Linked DNA regions of Homo sapiens: region 1 is linked to region 2. Evidence: chromatin contacts called from ENCODE Hi-C or POLR2A ChIA-PET data. All regions are on one chromosome and are shown on one strand. The core of a region is the stretch at or near the end of the contact, and the rest is flanking DNA. Distances in the headings are between cores, read along the strand shown.

What was found. Hi-C counts contacts between places; a loop is a spot of excess contacts on that map. ChIA-PET counts read pairs that join two places held with the same protein, here RNA polymerase II (POLR2A). Pooled maps may share reads with other maps.
Region 1: a map of naive thymus-derived CD4-positive, alpha-beta T cell shows a loop between it and region 2 (5-fold over the local background). The contact joins two enhancer-like sites. A Hi-C loop is called at or near these places in 3 of 168 maps with a recorded cell type or tissue (CD4-positive, alpha-beta memory T cell, PC-9 and naive thymus-derived CD4-positive, alpha-beta T cell), 2 of 37 single-sample maps with no recorded cell type and 8 of 50 pooled maps. POLR2A ChIA-PET finds 5 or more read pairs at or near these places in 3 of 52 experiments (CD4-positive, alpha-beta T cell, GM10248 and activated CD4-positive, alpha-beta T cell).

What each region holds. Positions count from the first base shown.
Region 1 is chr9:126,984,698-126,987,397 of GRCh38, forward strand. All of the region lies in intron 4 of RALGPS1 (Ral GEF with PH domain and SH3 binding motif 1), which reads left to right. Among named protein-coding and RNA genes, the nearest start is that of RALGPS1, 71 kb to the left of the region's middle. Within about 2 kb of position 1,279, at least 13 of the 41 ENCODE cell types and tissues checked have a DNase peak (open chromatin) inside an H3K27ac peak, as active enhancers do.
Region 2 is chr9:126,938,577-126,941,276 of GRCh38, forward strand. The region is part of intron 1 of RALGPS1 (Ral GEF with PH domain and SH3 binding motif 1); the gene reads left to right. Among named protein-coding and RNA genes, the nearest start is that of RALGPS1, 25 kb to the left of the region's middle. Within about 2 kb of position 1,380, at least 4 of the 41 ENCODE cell types and tissues checked have a DNase peak (open chromatin) inside an H3K27ac peak, as active enhancers do.

The sequences.
Region 1 (2,700 bases), core at 29-2,528, 46 kb after region 2:
TATGTTGGCTCCTGTATCCTTTTAATGTGATCCCACTCATTTTTGATCACTTCCCTGCTTTTTGGCCCAACAAGATCCCCAGGGTTATGTTGTATATTTTCTGCTGCAGACCTGGAATTAGGCATTCCTTCAGGGGGTTTCTTTTAGTGGGGAATAATATTTAGAAACCATAATCTGGGTGAAGACTGCTTAGTATTACTGGGTTGCCATTGCTTTTAGGCCTTTGCCATGGACAGAGCTAGTAAACAGTTATTTTTTAAAAGGAAAATGTCATGAGTTCATAGTTAGGGTAGATGATATTATTTCTCCATAATTCTTCCTTCTCAACTTACTCCTTGTCATACCTTCACTGTGGGTGGTGTATATCTCCCCACCCTATTGACTTTGGGCTTGGCCCTGTGACTTGGTTTTGCCCATGGAATGTGGGCAGCATGGCAGTGTGCAGATCTGAGCTGAGCTGCTGAGAGGCGTGGCAAGCTTTGGCCAGCTGTCTTGGAACTTTCCTTTTCCATGATGTATCGGTAACTGTTGCTTGTTTATCTTCAGTCCCCAAATGAGGACATTACAGTTGACCTGAACTGACCCGAAGTCTAGATTCCACACTGAGACAAGCCAAAGCCAACCTGGCAGAGCTGAGCTGAGCTGCATCATCTACAGACCTATGAGCATGAAATAAATGTTGCTGTTGTAAGCATCTGAGATTTGAGGATTGCTCGTTATACTACATTATCTTGTAAAAATTTGACTAATATAATACTGATCTTTCCAATTCAAATATAACATTATAGAGTTGTTACTTAATTCCCTTGATATTTATATATTTTATTTTACAGTGACAATTTTGGTTCCTAGCAACATTACTTACTTTATATTATCCCGTCATATATATGTAAAATAATTTAAAAATAATAATACGAATATTACTACTAAGCAGTAGACTGCTGGTCAAATTTTAACATTTTCTTGCAGTTAGTTCTTTTACTTCTTGTCTTCTCTCTTTCCTACTACTTACATACCCAAGTGGGCCTCTCCCCTGGACTTTTCCCTTAAAGGTCTTTGGAAGCACCAGGACAGAAAAGGAGGGTTATGCTAATTTGGTTCTAGAGGGTCTGCATACTGAGATACCCTGTTGTAATCCCAGTACCTGGAACACAGTACATAATAAATATTTGTTGAATGAGTGGAGTGTGAATGGATGCCTGAAAGGGGAAGCGCCATAGCAGAACATTATCTGGCTGTGTTTAGGCACACTGCCAAGCGAGGGCGTGTGCCAACCAAAGGAGCGATATTACCAGGGTGTCTTGTTTTGTGGTGTAACCACTTCCCGCAAAGCAAGGGTATTTCCTGGTGAGCTCAGCCTTTTGAAGATTCACATTTCCAAATGCAGTTGATAACTGAGGGTGGAGCTGTGGCTTTTCATGACTTCTGCTGGTTTCTGCAAGGGGGACCACAAAGAACATCATTTCAGGGCTTAGAGGAAGCCAGGCAGACGGTGAGTTAAGGATTGGCAGAGAGTAAGGAAAATGGAAGTTACAAATATGGAACCATAACTGCCCTGTCCCCTGGTGACTCTAACGAGTGACCAAGTTTATCAAAAATTGGTGTATTAATGCAGATATAGCTTTGTAGCATAATATCTCACAGCTGTGTTGAACTTACAAGTTGTGGCCTAGAACCCCATTGCCACTGTGGTGGATTGGGTTGCAGGGTAGATTCCTGGGTGGATTCCTGGCTGCCAGGGCTTGGGGCAAGGGCTGCATTGTAAAGGAGGTCTGTCTGAAGGTCCTGGTGGTAGCAGCCTTCTAAAAGGGTATGTTTTCAAGGTGGTGTTTTGTCTCTACCAGAGCTCCTTACCACATCTGTCTGTCAGTATGTCCAGTTCCCAGCCTATGGAGTTGAAGGCGCAGCAGTGTCTCAGAGGCTGGTCTAAATGTCAGAACTGTTTTTGTCATTAGTTTTAGCATGGAGCAGCATCAAGGGGAAACTGCTGTTCTTAGAATGTGCTGAAAATGGGCACAGCCTGTGCTTTATTCAGCCCAGGGTTCTGTCAGAGCTGAGCTGCTGGGTCTGTTAAAGCCACACAGCTTGAAGAGCATGAACTTTGATCTGATGAAGCTGAGGTTGAGTCACAGCCTCACCCCTCTAGCTTGGAGACTTAGGACAAGTCATGTATTTTCTTTATGCCTTGATTTTCTCATGTGTAAAGTTGGCGGGGGGTGGAAGTCATAGCTTTTACCTTACAGTGGGCATGTAAGAACTTAGCGCGGTGCCTGTACAAAGCAAGCTCCTAGTCATGCGTGGCTATCATTTCACCAATGTATAGTTTGAATAGGCACTGTGGGTTATAGATGGGAGGTTGTTGCTCAGAATATTCAGATGATGCCTGTGCCGGAGCCAGTGTCCCAGAGGAGGTGATACCTGTGTAGCAGAGTGTTTAAGAGCATGGTACCTGGGATCCTTCAGAGCTCGGTTCACATCCTGGTGCCCTGGATAGCTGGGAGGCTGAGGTCTGGACCAAGACATACACCATGGTGCCCTAGGAGCCCTGCAAACATCATATGGGGAACTCACTCAATCTTGGGGTTGTGACATTATCACTAGGCCTTGAAGGCTGAAAGAGATCATCTCTTATTGGTGATTTGGGGAGTTGGGGGGCAGTTGGAAAGGGAATTTCAGGCAGAATGAATAACCCTTTGGAAA
Region 2 (2,700 bases), core at 130-2,629:
GGCGTACAAGGAAGGGTGGGTTGATGGCTTCTTATTTGTACACCCCTACTGGGTTTGGCTATAGCAATAAGGATATGTTTTCAAAGTAGGCTTGCTCAGAAAAGGCTTTGCGAGTCATGGAAGCTGTGGGTGGCCACAGCTGTGACAGTCCAGTGAGGAAGATGAACACACACTTCACGACAAATGTTTTGAGTGTTGTGGAGAAGTCTAGATGCTCTAAAAGCTGTAGGAGAAGGACCTACCTAGGGCATCACTGAGATTTCCCACAGGAAGTGACATTTAAATGAGAATGGAAGAGTAGGAAAGAGCCAGGAGTAGAGGAGGGAGGAGGGTTTTAGGGAGACAAACTAGCCCCCGTTTTTGCTGGTGGTGAAAGAAGCAGGCTGGGTGTGGCCAGGGATGTGCCTGAATGACCTTCTGGGACCTGATGTGGTATCCACAAATCTCTCCTTCCTTGGCTGAGCTGTACCTACAGCGGAGCCACTTCTAAGGGCTGGAAGTGGGAGAGGGGGGCAGAGGGTCTGCACTTCAGCACAGAACATGTTCCCCTGATGGGCTCTGTGATCCTCATTGCTCCCCAGTCCTGCAGGGTCGCATGTGTCTGTCAAGGCACCTTCTCTCCTTCCAGTCCCTTTGTACTATCCTTCAGCCTTTTGGGACAGCAGAACCAGGCAGCTTGGGTGCTCATGGGGTGGCTTGAGCATCACAGGCTCACTCTGACCTTTCTCCTTTCCATAGTAGGCAGGGGAAGTATTCATTCATTTTTATTGAGAACACAATAGACTATGCTGGGCACTGTGCTGGAAACTGGGGATGAAATAACAGTATTTGAACATGTATCCCATGCCAGGCACTGTGATCAACACTTATTGCACAGAGATGGCTTCAGTTAAGGAACTTAACACATATAGAGCACTTAGACGAGTGCTTGGCACCCCCAGTACTCCTGAGCACCAGCTGTTGCTATTAGTTAATCCTTACCACAGCCACATGAGATGGGTACAATCCTGTATGCCCACTTTACAGAAGGGGAAATAGAAGCCAAGAGGCACTTGCCACATAGGTGGTAGATGGCAGAGCAGGATTCAAACCCAGGACAGTTGGACTTCCAAGTCCTGTCCCTCTCTGAGAGTGAGTGAGACAGACATAGAGGGTGAATGGGATAGACATGACCCTCGCTTTACAGAGCTCTTATGGTTGAGCAGGGAGCAGCCGCATTGGCATGTCAGAGTGACAAGCGTTGCGGAGGGCTAAGCAGAGAGCCTGCAGAGGAAGGCCATGGACCCAGGCTGGAGGCCTGTTGGGTGGAGGGGAAGGAAACAGTATTCTAGGTAGAGTCCTCTGCGATCAAAGTCACTTCCTGCTCACCTAAGGGATACGTTTCATTCGCCTCTGGGCTTCAGCGAGGAGGTACTAGTTCAGTCGTCTGTGTACAAGCTATTAATGATTAATAATTTGAGTGCAGGGGTGTGGCTACTCATCCAAGCCAGTGTTCTGGGATCTTATCTCCCAGGCACTCCCATTGAGGCTGACCCCTCCTTTTCCAAGCAACCTGTGCCCTGAGGTCCTGTCACACTTCTTTACCATGTGCAAATAGCCTGGGTTATGAATCTGTGCTGCCCAGCCCGCCTCTCACTCCACTTCTGTTGAGTGAGTGAGTACATTCAGATGTCGTGTTGGACTGTTCCATTGCACAGTTAGAAATAAAGAAATGAAGCATCATTATAAACCTATGATTGAAAGTCCAAGCCACGTAAATTCTGCTACGATCCTGCCACCTGCCACCCCAACATACTGAATAGTGTTTATGTTTGTGTACTTTTCTTCAGTCCCTGTCCATTGGGCAGGTGTATGTATATATATAATTTTTTTTTTTTTTTTGAGATGGAGTCTCGCTCTGTTGCCTAGGCTGGAGTGCAGTGGCGCGATCTTGGCTCACTGCAAGCTCTGCCTCCCGGGTTCACGCCATTCTCCTGCCTCAGCCTCCTGAGTAGCCGGGACTACAAGCCGCCCGCCACCATGCCCAGCTAATTTTTTTGTATTTGTAGTAGAGGTGGGGTTTTGTCGTGTTAGCCAGGACGGTCTCGATCTCCTGACCTCGTGATCCGTCGAACAGGTATATTCTTATGCTGTTGTGTACAAAAGTGCATCTTGTCTCTTGCTTTCTCGGCATGGTTGTATGAAATTGAGTAGTTAGGTGATTGGCCACCAGGTGGTGCTGCAGCACCAGGCACCAGACCCGAACCTGGGAACCGCTGTCTTTAAATACCCAGCTCTGAGCCATCCTTGTCTGTGTAAGTTCATTTTCAGTTTTTTCCTCTAGGTGCTGTGCTGCTCATAAATGTTTTCCATACCTATTTCAAAAGAAACCAGAAAATATTGAAGTGTACAGAAATAGAAAGTAAAAGTGCCATACAATAATGCCATTAAGAGGCAGTGATATTAACAGTTTAGTGAATATCCTTCTATACTTCTATATGTGTGTTCACATGTGTTATAAAGATTTTAAAACATGTTCAAGTGTCATTTTCTCAGTGAGGACTTCTCATATACGCCCCCCCCCTTTAAAATTATGACTTCGTCTAGTTGTGGGGGGGGGTTGTTGGGGAAGGAGGGATGATTAATGGATTCAAAGATAGGAAGAAGATTGGATAAGATCTAGTATTTGATAGCACAACAGGGTGATTGTAGTCAATAATA